Linked DNA regions of Homo sapiens: region 2 is linked to region 1. Evidence: chromatin loops called from intact Hi-C (ENCODE). Cell type or tissue: chondrocyte. All regions are shown on one strand. Links, peaks and the distances in the headings refer to the core of each region. The heading gives the core; the rest is flanking DNA. Region 1 overlaps NCSTN (nicastrin). Region 2 holds the start of LOC105371466 (a long non-coding RNA gene).

Region 1 (9,742 bases), core at 857-8,856:
CATGTCTCCCTTCCCCCCAGGGGAACTTGGAGAGAAACCTGGAGAAAAATCACCTCTTCTCAGCAGGATTTGAAAAGGTAAGTAGTCCAATCAGGGAACTAAGAGGAGTGCTTGAGACCCTGTGAATACTGCCAGCCAGTCCCTTTCCATTGCTGCGAGTATTCAGGCACGTGTCAGAAGCAGCCTCCTGGCCAGCAGTGGAGTGAAGGCTGGGTTTAGGCTTCTGCTCCTGCAGGTTCTCTTTCCCCCTTGGCTGACTCAGCCGCTGCCCACGATTATTTAGCAGTGCTGCTATACTCCAGAATTTTGCCTCCGTGAAGACCCAGGGAATTTGAGGATCTCTACAGAGGTGATGTTCTTTTTCTAAAACAGTCCAAACTTGTTTTGGCCTACAAAAGGCCCACCATTAACAGAAACCCAAACTCCTTAGCAGCATGCCAGCCAAGAACTTCGGGATTTAGCCCAACCTCGCCTCCTGCTGATGCTTATGGCTCAGACACACTGAACTTACCATCTCCCAAACATGACTCACTCCTTTTCTTGACTCTGTGCTTCCACAACTGGTGAACGCTTTAAATCATCACTTGAATGTCACCCCTGACATGGTCCTGAGTTTCACTATGTGCTACCAGAGCACTTGGGATATGCTGCAATTATTCCTTTTATTACACTGGATTACATGTAGTTGTGAGAATGTCTGTCTCTCTTCTCATCCCAGCTGAGCTACTCGAGGGTTAGGGTTATATTCTCTTCATCTCTGTACCCCAGCCAGTGTCTCAGAGTGAATAAAGAAATGCCTGTTCATGGCCGGGCGCGGTGGCTCACGCCTGTAATCCCAGCACTTTGGGAGGTCGAGGTGGGTGGATCACAAGGTCAGGAGGTCACGACCATCCTGGCTAACATGGTGAAACTCCGTCTCTACTAAAAATACAAAAAAAATTAGCTGGGCGTGGTGGTGGGTGCCTGTAGTCCCAGCTACTTGGGAAGCTGAGGCAAGAGAATGGCGTGAACCCGGGAGGTGGAGCTTGCAGTGAGCCGAGATCGCGCCACTGCACTCCAGCCTGGGTGACAGAGCAAGACTCCATCTCAAAAAAAAAAAAAAAAAAAAAAAAAAAAAAAAATGCCCGTTCATTACAAAGTGAGAAGAAACTATGTTAACATTGTTCTTACAAGAGGAGAACCAGGGCTCTGCAATTTGAAAGGACTTCAACTGTTTTTGACAGAGCCTTACTCCTTGGGTCCTCTGGAGCCCAAGATGATAGCATAAAAGATAACTTCATGACTTCCAGTCTAGGCTCGCTGAACAAGGTGGCCTGGGAAGAATAACTAGCAGTACAAGTCGTGTGGGATAATCTATTTTAATGAAACTCATTATATATATATTTACAAAAAGAATAAAGGAAAAAGACAAAAACAAAAATAGATATTACAGCTTAATAAAAAGTACAACTGAGCACTGTGGGCTGGAGGTGGGATACCCACCCGCAGCACGCCCACCCTAATGTGCCATCTGAGGGCCTGGAGAAAGGACAGTGGGAAGGAGACAGTAGGCTCAGCCCAGAGATGCCCCTGTCCTCAGGGGCTCAATGTAGTTTGACCCTGACATTAAACCTTTTATGTCCTTCCCAGTCAGGAAGGTGGCTGGGTACAGGGGTGGGGGTGAGGAGCAGAGAGAGGTACAGGGCAGGAAGGAAAAAGTAGAAGGGTCCTGAAGGGCAAATTAGGGTGGGTAACTAGGGAGTTAAACAGGAGCAAGAAGCTTCTATTTGTAATCCCAAAATCTGGCATGAGTAGAGAAGGAAGAGGAAATGGGGAAGGGGTGATGGGAAAGGGGAGCGGAGGAAGGGAGGCAATTTATTTATTTCTCCCTGTCTCTTTTGGATAGTTCCACTCTTTTATGTTAATCCCAATCTGAGACAGGCCCAGGGAGGTTCCAGTGACAAATTAGTGGTTGTGTCCCAGTGGGACAGATGCTCTAGGAAGTGAACTGCTGAGCTGGCAAGAAAAGCTGGGGTCCTCCTCAGTATGACACAGCTCCTGGCTCCCGGGGAGCAATGAAAAGGACATCAGCTTTGGCATTGATGCAGTAGGTGACGATGAGGGAGAAGATGAGGATGCCGAAGCCCACTGTCAGGGTGATCAACTGCAGGGGGAGGGAGGGCAGGAAAGGACAAAGGCATTCTCAGAACTCAGTGCAGTTTTTTGGATAACTGTTTGGGGTTTGGAGCCATGGGAATTCGGATGCTGGCTCTAAGCACCAACTATGGAATAATCATGGGCAACATCTCTCCAGCCTACAGACTTTGTCTCCCCATTTGAAAAGAGAAGTAAAGCATCTCTGTTCTTGCTTCCATCTTGTATTACTTAGATTTTAGGCATTTTGAAAGGAGGGCCCATGGCTTTGGTTCCCTTGCGGCACTTACATTACTGACTTGTGACAGGAGCTCGGTACATTAGACTGACTCATCCCAGCTGTGCCAGATGGGGAATGCCAGCCGGGAGTTGAAGCTGTGAAAGAGTTCTGGGATCCACAGGGGCTCTCCAGAATGAACACCTACTCAAACTATCTGTGAAGAAAGGCCTCCTGGCCGGGTGCAGTGGCTCACGCCTATAATCCCAGCACTTTGGGAGGCCAAGAAAGGTGGATCACCTGAGGTCAGGAGTTTAAGACTAGCCTGACCAACATGGTGAAACCCATCTCTACTAAAAATAAAAAAAAATTAGCTGGGTGTGGTGACACATGCCTGTAATCCCAGCTACTCGAAAGGCTGAGGCAGGAGAACTGCTTAAACCCAAGGGACGGAGGTTGCAGTAAGCTGAGATTGTGCCATTGCACTCCAGCTTGAGCAACAAGAATGAAACTCCATCTCAAAAAAAAGGCCTCCTAAGGGAACATGCTGGCTGACCAGGGACAGATTTGCAGTAGGCTTTTGCTACAAATGTGGGGCAAATGGGAGATGGAAAGGGCTATATGACACAAGAAAGCAGAGAAAGAAGTCAAACAGATCCCTGCCACCTATGCCCCTGCCCCATCTCACCTCAAGCTCTTTGCTGGCGATGAGAAATATCCGGGCACGGATATCTTTCCAGCGGCTCTCAGTCCATGTAGAGTATTCAGTAGAGCTCCACTGACTCAGTTCAAAGGCAGGAGACAAGGCCCTGGCTAATCGTGCAGTAGAACGCACACACCGGGGGAGTCGGTCCGTCTCATTAGAATGCAAAGGGCCCTGGACCCATGAGTACTCATACAGCTGCACAGAAGATGCGCCACAACACACGGCTAGGGTGATCCTCTTCTCACTCGTTCCCTCTACCCTCTATCAGTGCCATGCTCTAACCAATTGAGCTAACTGGCTGCTGTCCCTTTACCCTTCAGATGGTCCATTTTCACCCAGGCTTTTCAACACCCAATTGCTGAGGACTGCATCTCTCCACCTCTCCATCCCAATCCCCTGGGTCTAACTAGGTCTAGAAGAACCTCCAACTTTCCCAAGGGAAAGGGGCCCCAGGGCACTTCCAACACCCACCACCACTCACATCCTTGTTTTCACTTGGGACTTTACTTGGATCCTGGCACTGCTCTCGGGTGAGGTTGACCACTGTGCCAGTCAAATTTGCCAAGGCATACTGTACAACATAAGTGGTGTTGGTGGGGCTGGAGACAGCGATGTAATGTTGAAGAGGCCCGTCACCTGAGTGCAGACCAAAGGGAAGGGAAGATTTGGTGGGTGGATGGTGGGTGAAATAGGAAAAGCCCAAGATTGGCAGCAGCCAGAAAGAAGGGCAATGGAAAAGGATCCATCAAATATGAGAAGAAAGAAAGGAAAACAGGGGGTAAGAAAAACAGAGAGGAAAAAGAAAAAAAATAATAAAGGTTAAACCAAAAGACTTTTTCTCTATCCCTTTCCTCAGCTAAGGGTCCCATTCCCACACCAGATGCTTACCCAAGTAGGACCTTAGGTCCTGCCTGAGGATAGACTGGAACCATGAGTTGTTGGCTTTAATCAGGAACCCATAGAGCAGGCGGGTAACCTAGGATTGGAACAGTAAAGAGAGAAAACCCTGTGACTTGAAGGGAGCCCAGGGAAAGAATTATCAGTGGAGACCCAGTCATGGGGCAGGAACCAGACTGGCCAGATAGACTGGAGTTGGGAGACAGTAGCTGGCTCATAAGATGCAGATGAGGCCCACCCAAGAGCTCTCTGGGGCATGAGGCATTCTCACCGGCATCAACAGTCATGTGGAATTCCAAGGTTTGGGACACTAGGGCAAGGGAGGATAGGGACAGCTTGCTGTGTAAATAGAAAGAAGGAGCTAGGGCCCATCTGCTTACCGTTTGGGGATCAGCCTGAACTGTGTCGCTGAAGTTGGTTCCTCCTGCAAGCTCATACAGAGCACGTCCCAGCACCGTGGCCACATCTGCCAGGGCCTGTGGTAGGTGAGGAGGGGGCTGAATGGCCCACCTCTCCTATCCTCAAATGCTAGCATCTTCACTGTGTGCCCCAGGCTCCCACCCAGCCTGGCTCAGTGCTACCTTGGCAGTGTCTGTTACAAAGTTCAGGTCCTCTTCAGGGCTCAGCCATTCGGGATAGCTCACATTAATGTTCTCAGCAGTGTCGTAAATACTCTGGTAATATCTGCCAGGAAAGCCGGCATGAGCCTTGGCTACATTTAGCCAGGGCTCTGCCCCTTTCCTCCCTCAAATGCTCCTTATGCAGGGACTCAGTATCTCATTTTCAGCATCAGAAGAAAGGGGTGAGAGACAATCAGGATCCCATATTGCAGAAGGTGTGGAGAACAGGGAGGTAGGAGTGAGGGTGAGGTGGTTAGTGAAAATTAAAGACTTTCCTGACAGACAAGGTAGAAAAGCTGAATGAGCTCAGATCTTTAAACAAAGGAGAGACTCTTCTACATCATTTGGGCTGGAGATATGGGGGATGGCTAAGATGATTTTCAGAGAACTCTGCCATGTATCATGAGATCAGTTGTATAACTGTTCCAATGAACATTTATATTTAGGGTAGCTGGGAGCAGGAGGTGATTAGCAGGTCTTAGGATCAGGTCTGCTCACTGATATATAAGAATACACTGATAAAATCACCATGATGATCCTTATGGAGCCCCAAGGAGATAGATCTTAAAAGAGAGGCTGAGCTCCACAGTCTTTACCATCAGTAAATCCCTGTCCCACACAAAGTCAAGTCAGCTACATAATCAAATCCAAAATGTGTTCAAATGATGAATCTTCACTTGCCCCAAAGTGGTACAAGGATAGCTTTAGAGAAGACAGCTGACCCTAAGTGCTAGGACGGTCACTCCCCTAAATGAATGAGAAGGTGCTACTTGGCTGGGGTCAGAAATAGAGCTCAAGCATTTTCACTACGAAACTCATTTGGCCCTCGGGAAGCTTGGCAATCCAGCCTGAGTAAGAAGTCCCCTGTTATCCAAGGCCTCAAGTTAGGAGCAGTTAAAGGGTAACCCAGAGTTACCCTTTGTATCTCTGGAGCCCCATCAGCTATAGGAGGCACTTTTACCCTCGCACTGAACCATGGCCATCTACCACATGGCAAGAACATGGTACATTTCACAGAGTATGAATACTGTTTCTGGCACCTCTGGGTGAGTTCCAGAGAAGGACTGCTTTCTGTCTTCTAGCCAAAGGGCCCCCACCATCCTTCCCATGCTTGTGTTTGAGATGATGCCCTCTGCTGGCAACCCTGAGGAACTCAGGACCCTGGAGAGCTAGGGAGCAGTGGAACCATAACCAAGGATTGTTGACAGTAAAGGGCTAAGGGTGAGGATGAGTTTCTAAGATGAATATCCAGTCAAACAAATAAGGGTTTCAGTTCAGATGTGAAAACGCCACTGAGCAAAGAATACAGATGGACCTGAAGTTCTGGAGGGGGTAGTGTGGGAAAGCGGAGGGCAGTGACCTTCCTCCCAGACTGCAGAATAGACTCTCTTCAAGAATGAAGAGGGTGCAGGGCCAAGTGATTCTTACTTGTTATGGAAGGCACCAGAGTGGTCAGCCAGAACAACGCCAGAGATGTTTCGAGCTCGAAGAAATCGCTGCAGGGAAGATGGTGGGAGAGGCTGGGACTGATTTGGCCTCCTGAGGATGACAGCAGGGACACCAGCACCACTCTTCTCCAATGTGGCCAGGAGATCCTCCACCTGGGGGGTACGAGGGAGATTAACTGATGGGAGGCTGGGGGATGGGAAGCAGGAGGTCTCTTTTAGGCCTGAAATGCTCTATACTTCAAGTTCCCTGCTTGGGGAGCTACCCTATCTCTAGTAGACCTTTATCCCTCAAGCCTTTTGGGACCAAGGCTCTCTGAATTTCCTGTAGCTTCCACCATTCTTTTTAGAGTTAGAAAATTGGGGCATAAAGAAGAGACCTTTTTTTTCATATTTATAAGTAAATTCTACTGTCTTCAAGACTCTGCTTTATCCTCAGTGGATGCTTCACTTATTATTTATTGTGCAGAATTGAAGGGAGCAAATAATAATAGAAAACTGCGTGCTGAATGCCAAACAGATAACCAATTCTTTAAATGCTACAGGAGTCCAGAGCAGGGATGATGCTGAAGGCTGGAATTGCAGAAAGAGGACCACCTGGAAAAAAGCAGGCCTAAAGGTGGACCTAGAGGGAAGGGAAGGTTTTGAACAAGCAATGAGGAAAGTGGAGGACAAGTTGGGCAGCGAGTGTGACACAGCCAGGACTTGGGTAGAGCAGCCTTGACAATTGGATCCATGGGGCAGCAAGGCAAGAAGGGAGCTAGTCACTCACCTATCCTTAATGGGCAGTGGTAGTCTGCTAGGCAACAAATGATCAGAGAACTACCCAGTCCAGGGAACCAATGGAATGTCACTGAGTTCCTGATTCTTCCCAGCAGCAACAACAGCTGTGGTGTTCATCCTTTGGCCAACACCCAATCCAATCCTGTCTCTTACCCTGTCTCACAGGCCCTGGGGGTTGGTGGAAACAGGGCAGGGGTTGGGGTCTGGATTCTGAGCTGTAGGAATAGGAAATGAGGGGAGATGCTCAGGTTACCTGGTTCCGTACAGACTCATTTTTCTGAGAAACAGGATCTGTGTGCATCCAAAGCTCTAATGAAGTTCTTAAGGCCACCTGGGGGGAGGATGAAGAAACAACACTTAGAATCAGTCTCCTGTTCTGGGCCATGCCTAGGGGATAGAAGTCAAGGGAAGAGGCGGTGGTTCCTGCAGTTAAGACCGCAGAACAACAAAGGAGGAAGATTTAATTAAAAAGGAAGGGGCTGGGGGACATGCCACATACCTGTCCCAGCTCCACAAATGAGTCAACATTCTCTAACTGCACGGGAAACTTGCCCTTCTCCATATCGTAGACCATCCTCGAGCTGCCAATGTAGTCAAAAGTTTCCTGAGAGATGGAGGTAGGTGGGAGGGGGAACAGAGATTCCAAAGGGTTAGGAGAGCCTCGAAGGCGGCCAGATCATCAAAGCTGTAGGTAAGACGACTATCTCAGGTCACCTCAACTGCTAGTCAGCTTACAGTCATGTGACTTTCGGCTTCTCTTGGCCCCACCTCCCAGCTGTGACTATCCCTCATATGTATTACAAGACTTCTGAAGCCCAGAAATGGGGAAAGTAGCCTTAGTAAAGGTCTAAGATGAACATCAGCTATTATGTGTCTGATTCTTAACGGTCCCCCACCTCCAGTGACTCAGCCACAGATGCTGTTCCCTTATTCTGCTGTGGTCCTAGTGATGAGAGTCAGGAGCCTAACGGCTCCTGGATGGAGATAGCAGTAAAGGAGTCCAGAGAATAAAAGTAAAAGGCCGCCTCCAATATATCTTATCAGTGGGGGAAAGAGGGGGCTGGTTACATACCAATTCAGGGTGTAAAAGCTTCCTAAAAAGAAGGAATCTAAGCTTCCTAAAATGGAGGAATCTAAAGGGGAGACACATGTAGACACATCCAGAAGCTCTGTGCTGGTTAACAACTTAGGTCAAGTGCTGAGGTCTTCTCCAACCAGTAGCCACTCTCATCTTTACTATCCTCTTTCTTCCCTGCCATTGCACCCCAGCCAAAGAGCCCTTACCCCTTGAAAGAAGACAAACATGACATTGCGGGGCAGGGTGGTCACATCAGGTGCCTTTTGCAAAGCTTCAGCAGCAGCCAGCTGGGTGACAAAGGAAGCCACTGCGCTTTCAGCCCCTGGGGCCACATTCCAGAAAAAGGAACGACTATCCAGCTAGGTACAACAGAAGAAAAGTCAGGGGATATATACTTTAAAACTGGCCCCAAACCTCCTTTCTTGCTCCAGTCAAGAGAATATACCTGTCCTGTGGCAATGGAGACAACCCAGGAGTCCCACAGCCCAGATTCCTCCCCATTTGAGGCTTCCCAATTTAGCAACTTTGAAATCTGATATGCTAGAGCGGGGCCTACCAGCTCTTTTTGTGCCAGCCCTGCCCATCCTGATCAGAAGCCAACACTCACCCGGGTGGCAGCAACCACAACCCTGTCGTCAGGCTTTAATGTCCCAGTTGTATTTATAGGCTTTAGCATGCTCCACACATTGTAATCAGACAGGGGGTCACAGACGATTTCTAAGCAGGACACAAACAATGAGAGATCAACAAGGCTAAAGGAGAAGGTAGCTATAAAGGCAACATTGGAAATCTCTGACCAGTGCCCCACGGACTCTAAGTCGTTTTCTCTACTTCCAACAGTCCGAGGTTGGCTTCTCTGCCACTATCCACTTTAGGAACAAGCTGCCTAAATTTTTCAGAATTGTTTCTAGTTCTCCCATGCAGAGCTCCTTCATGGTGTCTACTCCTTCCCTATTACAGTCTCTCTAACATTCCCTGGCCTGGTTCCACTCTCCCTCTGCCCCTTATTCCATTACCCTCATGGTTCGGATCTGCCCTACCTGGGTTGATGCTGAAGGTGCTTTGGATGGAGCTGCGCCGCATGCAGGTGGCAGTGCTGATGACAGCATGCATGTGTGAAAAGAGCTGCATGGCACATAGTGGGAAGGTTGGTGCTGAGCCATTCTGACTCAGGTTGTGATCTTGATAGCACTGAAAGGGGAGATGGACCCCACTGAGACAGCTAGTTTGTGGAGGCCCTCCCTTACATCCCAGAAGGAGGAGGGCCCAGTTCCATCCTTTTGGGATGGAGCCACACCCTTTTCGGAGACATTTATCCCTGAGCTATAGTTATCCTAGAACCACCATAGGATCTATAAGGTCAAAGAAAAAAACTCATCAAGAGTTACAAAGGGTTGCAGACTCAGTGGTTTAGCTGGAGATGAAACTATCCCATTCCAGATGGCCTGGCCCAATTTGAAGCTTCAGCCACTGAAAAGATTCAGTGTGGTCTGATACAAAGAGCACCAAACTAGAGATAGGAAATCAGATATGACACAGCTTGGAGATCAACTCACCATACAACTTTGGACAAATCTCTTAACTACTCTATGAGTCAAAATGGAAATACTAGACCAGAATTAAGGCATATTAGAGCTAAAAAGAAGCTCAGAAATTACCAAATTGAATTTCTCAATCTCTAATCCAATGCTTTTTTTTTTAACGATACTAGTGGTTCTTAACCTGGGCTGTGTACCTTGTTTCATATTACTCTTTCAGATATTCTTTATATTTTCTTCTAGTCTAAAAGGCTTTAATGCTGTAATATCAGGTAGGAGCAAAATGTGGGGAAAGAATGTGAGAAGAACTAACGTCTTGGTTCTT
Region 2 (9,742 bases), core at 603-8,602, 52 kb before region 1:
GACTAGGGAAAGAGGTGGTATAAATAAACCCTGCTGTTAGTACAACTAAATAAAGAAGTCTCACACATACACACACACACACACACCAACCAGAACCACCACTTCAAACACACCCAGAAGGTAAACTGATGCCATTTCATTTCCCCTACAGATAAATTTCAAACCAGACAAGGGTACCAGTCCCCTTTTGTTCTGAGCTGCCCAGCCTAGTGCCCCCTATCTTCCTCCCCTGCTACTTACTAAAGACTCAACATGAATCCTGCTCCCCTGGCCTGCCAACCCAAGTCAGAGTGCCCAAAAAGCACCAAAACACGCTTGTCTCCTCCCTACCAAACACAGGTGCCAAAAATGAACCCGACTTCTGAGACCCTTGCCTGCTGTGTCTTCAAGTACACCAGGGAACTAATCCAAGCACTGCTGCTGGGGGGCCTGGGAGGAGGGAGGAGAGGGGAGTAAAGAGAAGGGCAGAAGTTCCCCTTATTTAATCAGTCTCAGGGATCAGGGGTTTGGAGGGTCCCCTGGGTGGGCAGCGTTCCCAGGGAAGAGATGGGGGGAGGGGATGGCTGGATGAGATCAACAAGTGGAAACGTCAAGAGGGATGACGAGACAGGGAGGGAAGTCCGGACTTGGTGCAGGACAGGGAGCTGCCCTAGTCTGGGGAAGGGGGAGGCTATAGAAAAGGAATGTGCCCCACTGCCTTTCACCTTGCCCCCCACTTCCCAAGACACAAACACACACACTCAGTCCCCTGCTCAAACCAACCATGGATTATCTGGGGTTAAAATGAGGCCAGGGAGGAGAGAGGGAGAGAAGAGAGAGCCTGTTACAAAAAGGAGACCCTTCTCCCCTCCAAAGGCCTTTCAGAAATAAAATTAATGGAATGTGTCTCAGTATCATCCCAAGGGGATTGGGGGGGAGCTTGGCAGGGGGGAATGTGGGGGCTTTTGTCCCTGCTGCCCAGCTTCTCCCACATTGATCACCATGGCAACAAAAGCCCCCTGTTGCCTAGGTGATGGCAGCCGGGTCCTGGAACCCATACCCAGCATCCAAAGGGAGGGAGGTTATGGAGGTGGGGGCAATAGGGACAGAGGAGGAGAGAATGGGGTTTCTCCTCTGGCGGCCCCAGCTTTTGTCTGAGCTCTGGGATCAGGTTTCTTCAGGAAACAATTGGAGGCCTCTGGAAAAAATACACTCAGAACCTGGCAACAGGCAGAGGGAGCAGGGCCCTAGAGTAGTGCGTGCGTGCGTGCGTGTGTGTGTGTGTGTGTGTGTGTATAAGGGGGGTGGGTGTTGGCCAAAACACAGACCAGGGCGGACCAACCCTTTCCCATTTCCCACTCAAAGGAGGCGGCTCAAGTGGGCAAGGCGTTGAACACAAACGCCAGCACCCCCATGTGTGGCGCGTGCTGGGGGCCGATGACCAGACGCAGGCAGCTCCAGACGCCACCTCCTGCCACTGCTCTAGCCCGGGCCCACCCCGCAGCCCAGTCCCGGCTACTTTAGGCCTGGGGTGAGGTAATGAGACAGAGCATAGATGCAGACGGGGCTGGGAGAAAGAGCTGTGGAAACCAGGGTGAGTAGGCCACGGAAGAAAAGGGGGGCAGGGACAGAGCAAAACATGTACCTAAAAAGGGCACCTAGTGTTCCTCATCTCCACCGAGGACAGGGCTGGAAGCAGCTGAGAAGGGTGCTTGGGTTTGATTTTTAAAAGACTTCCAGCCAGACGGGAAGACGATGGGAAAGAGGACAAGAAGCCTCAAGTTCTCCTCAGACAGGGGCAGAGATCTCTGATAGGACCATTTTTCTCTCCGTAGTCAGGGACTAGGGAAGGGTGGTTCTGCCTGAACACAGGGAAATGGGTGTGATTACTGCTTCAGAACCTGCCTGAAGAGTCGTCTGTGGGCCCCTGCCCACTAAAGGTCTCCGATTCCTACTCAGGAGCCTGGGTCTTCCTGCATATGCCTTGCACCCCTTTCCCACTGCAGCCCGTGGGCAGGGGTATGCATGTGGGCACCCCCTAGCTGCCTGGCTCCCTAATCATCACCATCCATAGTGCCAAGGTCCAAGGATATCAATATAAGTTCCACTCAAAGTGCTGGAAGCCCACCTTCAGCCATGGAGGTGGCAAGAACTAAGCCCAGGGTCCAACCTCCCAGCCCAGGATCCCAGGAGCTAGCTCTCCGTGCTAGCTCAGAGTACAGTCAGAGTACCTCACCAAGGCCTAAGGCCAGTGCAAGGCAGAGCAGAGACTCGAGACACAGCTGTCGCACTTCAGAGCCTTGCTTGGTTTTCCTCCTTGTCACACACCTCCCCTGAGTTTCACAGATGTGCTCAACCCAGGCAGCGCTGTCAGGCCCTGGTGGGGGGCTGAAGTTGATGGGTGTGGGTTGAAAATGCAGACATCCAACACAGCTTCCACAGACGGAAGGAAGGTACCTGAACCTCTGACTATGCCCATATCATTCCCCTGACACCCCTTCCCCTTTCCCTTTCCCTTTCCCTTTTCCCTTCAGGAGGACACAGCTGGCTGAACCACCCTCTTCTCAGCAGTTCCCAGCACCAAGCTGAAAGGGGCCTTAGAGGGACAACCTCAAATTTTACAAATAAAAAAGTGGGACCCAGAGAGAGAAGGTGACTAGCCCATGGCCACTACTTCTACGGCAGCCCATTTCTGGCCTCCTCTAATTGTTGGAAAATCGTAGTAACACTGACTTTGAGGAGTGCTCCTCTTGGAGTGAGACCAGGTTTCTCCATGAGACTGCTCTGGACACTGGTTCCTTGAGTAGCCACAACTGCAAGAGGGCCACGACAGGAGAGGATTTGCTGACTCCGTCCTGCCCCCTCTTCTCACCAGGGACAAAGAGACAGAGACTAGACAGGCCTCAGCTAAGACAGCCAGAACCAAAGAGCCTCTATCCCCAAAAGGGGTGGTTCCTGCACCCATCCATCTACCACAACTAAGAACCTTGATGTTCCTTCATCCCCATCCAGCCTTGGGCTATGGGCAAGCCACCCATCCAGAGAGGCTGGGCTTTTGCTATCACCGAAAAGACTAAGGTACAGAGTGGGCAAGGACCAGCTCCAGCCCTGGACCAAAAATAGGATGAAGATTTTGCCCTGACCCTCATTCCTAAACCCTGAAAAAGGCTGTCCTTGGGTGACAGTGCTGCCCAGGAGGCCAGAGAGAACAGCTGTATCTTGGTGGGCTGAGGGGTGGGAAGGGCAGAGCAGGGAGCCCAGGAGCTGGCACCAGGTGCCCCACCCCCGCCCTGTTAACCAGGCATTCTCCCAGGACAGCCCCAGAGATGAGCTCACCATCCTCATAGCCCCAGGGTGGGGGCAGGATCCTTCTCCTCACTGGGCTGAGTGGCAGAGGAGGGGTGGGATCCTGGCCATGCTTGTGTCATCCAGGCATCTAGGCTTCCAGAGCAGCTTCTCACCAGCAGACCCCAGTGCAGGGTGCACCGCAGGGGAAGGGCCCACAGACTGGGCTCCTGGCCAGGATACCTGAGCTTGCATTCTACCTCAAAAGCAGTTGGGGAAGCCAGAGCCAAGCCCCTCTCCACCTACGTCCTGAATTTCCCTCAGTCTAAGGCTGGGGGTGAGGCCGAGGACCTCTAAATCCGCAAACACACCAAAATACCCACCCATACGCATACACACCCACACTCTGTTCCCCCTCTGAAACCTGGAATCACTCCTGCCTGCCCCACCCAGCTCCACCCACCCTGGCTAGGCAGGTTCTGTAGAGACCTGCTCCGCTGTCTCTCTGGCACCCCCACCCCCATCCCAGCTCCCAGAAGGTACCTGCCCCCCAACACAGCACACAAAAGCAGACACGTGTGCACATTCATGTCCCATAGCACCCCATTCCCTAGCCTTCCCCAGACCCATTCCTAGTCCGTCTTGAAGAGAACACTGGGGGTGGAAAGGCTGCAGGAGAAAAGGTGAGTAATGCCCCTGGCATCTGTCCCAGGTGGGGGCCGGCGGGAAGACGGGACACTAAGCTGGTGGGAAGGCAACCAGGGCTTCTGGATTCTCCATTTAATTTTTACCAACAGGCAGGCCCCACAATTTCCACCACCAGGCTTTGAGCTGCTTCCTCCCTTGGCCTAGGCAGAGAACTGGCCCGTACCTGCCCACCAGGTGAGCTGTGGAAGAACCAAGAAGGAAAGCAGGCAGCTTGAGGTGTCTTCAGGGAGAGGGTGGACAATGGGAGGTGGGTGAGTTGTGCTGACCCGTAAGTCAGTGAGTGTCCTGTACACTCCAAAAACAAATGCCCCCCTCTTCCTAGCCTGCTGCTCGAGGTAGGCCCCAACTGTCCCTGGCCCCAAAAGACCTTCAAAGCCTGCTCACCCAGCCCCTGCCCTGGGGTGCAAAGATGTGAAAAGCAGCTAGTTGGGAAGGGGAAGTTAGCCAACCTCGGGCTTGCTGTGGATGGGGAGAGTTGAGCTGTGAGGATGGAGTGTGAGGGAAGAACATATGGGGGCACTGTCAGCAAAGGCTGGATTGTAGGAAAGTGGTAGAGTGGGCCTCAGGGTGTGAGATGCAGTGTGACTGGGGATGAGGGTGGCAGGGCTGGGTATCCCCATCCTGAGAACCTCCTGTTGCCTCAGCCCAATGCCTTGGATCTGGCAACTTGGCCAGTTCTTATCTAGAAAACCAGATCCAGCTGAAAGGCCCAAGTACCAGCCGGCCTCCACCATCGCGACCACCCCCCTACCTGAGATTCTCACTCTTTGCTGAAAATTCTCAACTCTCCCATCCCTTATATCTGCCACCTCCATTCCTGAAGTAAAGCAGGTGTCAAAATGCATGTTTTTGTTCACAGTCTGTTGTTTTTTAAGTGACTGCATTCACACTTCGGGCTCAGCACCTGTTCCTATCTAAACCCTACTTACCCTAAAAAACCAGACCCCCTGGGCCGGGCGTGGTGGCTCACGCCTGTGATCCCAGCACTTAGGGAGGCCGAGGCAGGTAGATCACCTGAGGTCAGGAGTTCCAGACCAGCCTGACCAACATGGTGAAACCCCGCCTCTCCAAAAAATGCAAAATTAGCCAGGCATGGTGGTGCATGCCTGTAATCCCAGCTATTCGGGAGGCTGAGGCAGGAGAATCACTCGAACCAGGGAGGCAGAGGTTGTAGTGAGCCAAGATCGCGCCATTGCACTCCAGCCTAGTCAACGAGCGAAACGGTTTCAAAAAAAAAAAAACCAGAACCCCCTCCCTAGACCCACAAACAAACACACCCTCTCTCTCTGACCAGGCTGAGGGAGCCAAGAACACTCTGGTGAAAACAGGAGTCTGAAGGACATTGTTAGGGGCTGTGAGAAAACCCTACAGACAATAAGGACCAGGCTCCTCCCATTCACAAACAAGACCCCACGGGCCATGGTGGCCGGAGCCTACAGTCACTCCTTTACCCCAACCCCCATCCAAAATCATGGCCCAGCAAGGAGAAAGAGACCCACCCCAGGAGAGGTTTCTGCCCAGATGCTGGCCCCGCCCCAGGCTTATGACACCAAGGTGCTCCTCCTGGAGATGAGATCGTTCTCTGACTCCCACCCTCAAGGGTAGGCTTCTCTACTCCTCAGGCTGACACTGGACTCATGTTTGCTTTTCAGAAAACAGGGGAATTACTCAAGTGCAAGATTAAAGGCAATAATGAGCAATCAGACCGAACTGGAATGACAGTAGGGGAAGGTGAAGAGACTTTGGGAAAAGGAAGAGCACTGAAGTCAGACCTGGCACAGCCTTTTACGAGCTATGTAATCTCAGGTGAGTCGCTCCCCTTTTCCAAACTTCAGTTTCCTTATCTATAAAATGGCAATAATAGTGCCTACTTCAGAAGGTTAAGAGTTTTCAGCAAAATAATGTATGCAGAATATTACAGATTCTGGCACACAATAGATGCTTAAAAAAATGTTAGTTCCCACCTTTTCTCCTTTAGTGGGTCCACAGCGAATCCCCTCCACTTCCTGCTCCCATAACCTCACTGTAAGGAGAAACACCCCAAAATAAGATGGAACCACCTCTAGGTGCAGGGTTGTCCCTGTTCTAAATTAGACCACATCCAGGTACTGCCTGAGAGAGCAACCAACATGCCTCTTCCTCCTCTCTGCTTCTTTCTTCAGAGGCCCTTGGATCCCCCACCTTTCCTCCTCTCCTTCCTCCTTCCTCACTTACAGTAAAGCAGACCTGGGTTCCAATCACCTCCCACTCTCCTCTAGGCTCTAAGCCCAGCTGTGTGTGGAGCGGCAGGGGAAGGAGGCCCCAAGCCTCCCACCCTACCCAGCCCCCAGCTTCATCCCACTCTCCCCTCTCCCTGCCCCACCCTGATTACCAGGATATCCTCAGGTCTGCTGATTCCAAGCCTGCTTCTCTCAAACCAGTTCCCAGCTGTTATGTCTATAATTACCAATCTTGCCAGGGGCATCCGACAAAGCACAGCAAAACCTCATTTCCAAAGGGCCCCACCATAAAGGGCCTCTGCCTCCTACTCTGTACCAAGCAGGGTAGAGACAAGGAATGCAAACATTCTCCCTGGCCCACCACAGTTCTATCCAGACTACAACAGAGAAGGTGAGAGAGGGCTGCCCAAGCCACATCACCAAGAGACAGGATAAAGAAGGGGAGGGCCGCCGTAGGGTAGAATGTGAGTAGGACTTAGTCCCAGGCCTTTCCTTCACCTCTGCTGCCAAAATCTCATCATGCACAGGGTTACCCACCTGTGGAAGGTAAAAGGGAAAATTTCAGGTCAATTCAGAGAGAGGGGAAGCTGATGTCAAGTGAACAGGGAGATGGCTCCCCACAAGGATGAGGGTTGATGCATACAGGAGTGAGCTGCCCAGGAAAGAGGAGGAAAGAGCAAGTTTTAAAAGTCCCATCCCCAGCCCAGACCCTGAGAAGAGGCAATAATACCCTAGCCTCTCTTCTCCCCTAATACCTCCAACTCTACCAAGCCCATAGCACAAGCAGGAAAGGGATGATTAACTTTGTTTTATAGACAGAGAAACTGAGGCCAAATCCCCACTTCATACTGCAAGGTACAGGACTACCAAATACCCTGTGTGCCTTCTTGCTCACGCTCAGCCTCCACCAGGAGTGCCATCCTAAGACCCTTCCTGTTGGCCTAACTCATCCTTTAACCAGGTAAAGTCTGTCCACACAAGGGAATAATATTCAGCTATAAAAGGGAATGAAGTACTAATACATGCTACATGCTACCGTGTGGATTAACCTGGAAAACATTATGTTAAGCGAAGGAAGCCAGATTCAAAAGGTCATGCATTCTATCATTCCATTTGTATGAAATATCCAGAATAGGTACATCCATAGAGACAGGATGCAAATTGGTGGTTGCCAGGGGCTGGGGTAAGGGGAAATGGCGACAATTGTGTAATGGGTATGGGTTTTGTTTCGGGATGGTGCAAATGTTTGGGGACTAGACAGAGGTGGTTGTTGCACAGCACTGTGAATGTACTAAATGCCACTGTTCACTTTAAAATGGTTTATTTCCTATTATGTGAATTTCACCTTAATTTTTTTAAAATCCAGCTAACAGGGCATCTCCTGCAGGAACCTTCCCTGGCACCTCACCCCAGGGCCAAGCACTCTTCCTCTATGCTCCAGTGGCCTCCTGAACACACCTCCACACAGCACTCACTGGGCTGCAGTGAATCAACATGTTTTCACATGTCTCCCCTGGGAAAACATCTTATTTGCCCCTCCATCCCCTGTGCTTCACACTGTGCCTGGCAGATAGGAGAGAGTGCCTAATGTGGTCGGCCAAAGGAAGATCAGAACCAAAGCCTAGTTCTCCTATCCCGACTCCGACCTCTCTCCCTTAATGATGATTATCCCTCAGAATCCGAACCATCCAGCTAACATTTACTATGTGCCAGGAACTGTGCAACGTGCTTTCTCTATTATTTCATTTAATCCTCATAACCCCAAGAAGTAGGGCCTATTATTAATTCCATTTTACAGGTGAGGCTTCAAAAAGTTACCAGTTTTGTCTGATGTCACGGAATTAGACAGTGGCAAAGCCAGAATTTAAAAGCAAACCAGGGAAGAAAGCCACTTGGTGGGGGACCAGGGATTCCTTGTGGAAGGGCTCAGTCTAGGCTTGGAGGATGTGCCTTAAGACACCTAAGAGGCTGGGGAATGGGGTTTATTACTTGCCCAGATCACACCACTGTTAAGTACTAATTCCAACCAACTCTGACTCCTTTCTCTGGCCTCACAATGTGATGAACACTTGAGGGAAGGAGAAGACTGGAGTTCCCTAAAACTCAGAGGGGATCAGATCTCTTCCTTTTCCCTGCCAAAGCTTCTGTTAGTCAAGTTCCCTCCCCATTAACTGGAAGGACCTGGAAACCAGATGAGCAGATAAAAAACTGTCCTGCTCTAGGGCCAGGGAAGGGGGGATATTTCCTCAGATCTAAAAGGATCAGGAGGAGAGGCAAACACACCAGAGAGGCCTGCCCCGGAAGAATTAGAGGAAATAGAAGTCAGGAGCAAGACAATGGGTGAGGAGGGGCCAACGTGGCCACTGACTCCCAATCTGGAAGTACTTTCAGAAATGGCATTTCCTATTATCTGACCACAATTCCTCCTCTTTGGAAGAGAGCCCCCACCAGCATAATATATCATGCATGTGATCAGCGTATACAGAGCAAACAAGGGACCCCAGAGGGCCAGGGCACACCATCTTAGATGCAAGTGCCTTACTAGCCCTGGGAGCCCTAACTATCAGACAGGTGTTGGGTTTGGGGGAATGATCCATTAAAAAAAAAAAAAGGTCTTTTAAAGGTCTTTTCCTACTCTGCCCCGTTCCCCGTTCCTCGTTCAAACATTTTCTAACCCCTACTACTCTTATCTCCAGGCCTTAGGGAGGGTAGGGAGCCCTGAGGACTAAAGAGGGAACATTCCAATTGCACATGCCCATTAGAGACTCTAACATTCCAATTGCAATTGCCCAGAGACCATAATGGGTATGTACAATCTCACCTCAGCTCTTAAAACTGGGTGCCTCAACCCAGCCACTGGCAGCAAAAAGAGTGTGCAATGGGGGAAGGCTAGTATCCTAAAGAAGGAGGTGAGCAACCCCTTTCCTATACCCCAAAAGAGAAAGGATGAGAGAGGACAGGGAGAGAAGGGAGCTGTGGCTTCTTGGTGGAAAGAGACATTCACTTCCTGGATAGTCACTGACTTCCCACCACACTATCATGATGATGAGTATAGCAGTATAGCCTGCAATGGGTACCTGGCCCTTTCCCGACACACAGACACTCAGCCCTGGCCCCACACCCACAGCTCCATCTCAATCATGCTTGACACCAGGGAAAAGGGAAACTTTTTGGTCTGATAAACCACACAGACTCACTTGCAAAAGCTGCTGAAGAAACACCCTATGCCACCTTCTCAACCCCATGGGCAGGGAACCCAAGCTGTTCCCCACCAGGTCTCAACCCTCCAGACATGCTTCCTCCTCTTGTTTCCATCCCACACCAAAATCTCAAGACTCCTCAGGAACTTTAGGATCTTAGAGTCAGGGCAGAGTTAGAAGGCTATGAAGCAGCAAACTCTGAGACGGCTTTCCAAGAGAACTGTGGCCTGAAGCTTTTACCTAAGGCTGGGAATCCAAGAGTGTAGCTTCTCCAAGCGCTGGAACCCAGCCTATGACGATGGGGGAGGAAGTTCCTCTTATTCTTCTCCCTGACCCCGCCAATCTTCCAAA

The links. Hi-C counts contacts between places; a loop is a spot of excess contacts. Peaks named below come from ENCODE experiments on the same cell type or tissue, not always from the same donor. Only the 100,000 strongest peaks of a DNase experiment are listed, where the experiment ranks them.
Region 2: a loop joins it to region 1, with 6 times the contacts of the local background. A loop is called at or near these places in 13 of 110 quality-filtered maps.

Annotation. Positions count from the first base shown.
Region 1 is chr1:160,350,550-160,360,291 of GRCh38, reverse strand. NCSTN (nicastrin) reads right to left here. Exons shown (of 17, transcript NM_015331.3): 6 at 8,920-9,070; 7 at 8,487-8,596; 8 at 8,086-8,238; 9 at 7,301-7,405; 10 at 7,055-7,132; 11 at 6,002-6,174; 12 at 4,535-4,637; 13 at 4,334-4,429; 14 at 3,945-4,032; 15 at 3,538-3,692; 16 at 3,039-3,251; 17 at 1,343-2,143. The coding sequence ends at 2,021. Among named protein-coding and RNA genes, the nearest start is that of NHLH1, 12 kb to the left of the region's middle. In chondrocyte, for the core only: CTCF peaks have their summits at 5,498 and 5,702 (motif pointing left); no DNase peak of the experiment used is centred there.
Region 2 is chr1:160,402,208-160,411,949 of GRCh38, reverse strand. All of the region lies in intron 1 of VANGL2 (VANGL planar cell polarity protein 2), which reads right to left. It overlaps LOC105371466 (a long non-coding RNA gene), which reads left to right and starts at 3,706. Exons shown (of 4, transcript XR_007066686.1): 1 at 3,706-3,947; 2 at 4,062-4,146; 3 at 5,625-5,778. RefSeq lists a silencer at 1,057-1,351 and an enhancer at 1,774-2,649. In chondrocyte, for the core only: no CTCF peak of the experiment used is centred there; no DNase peak of the experiment used is centred there.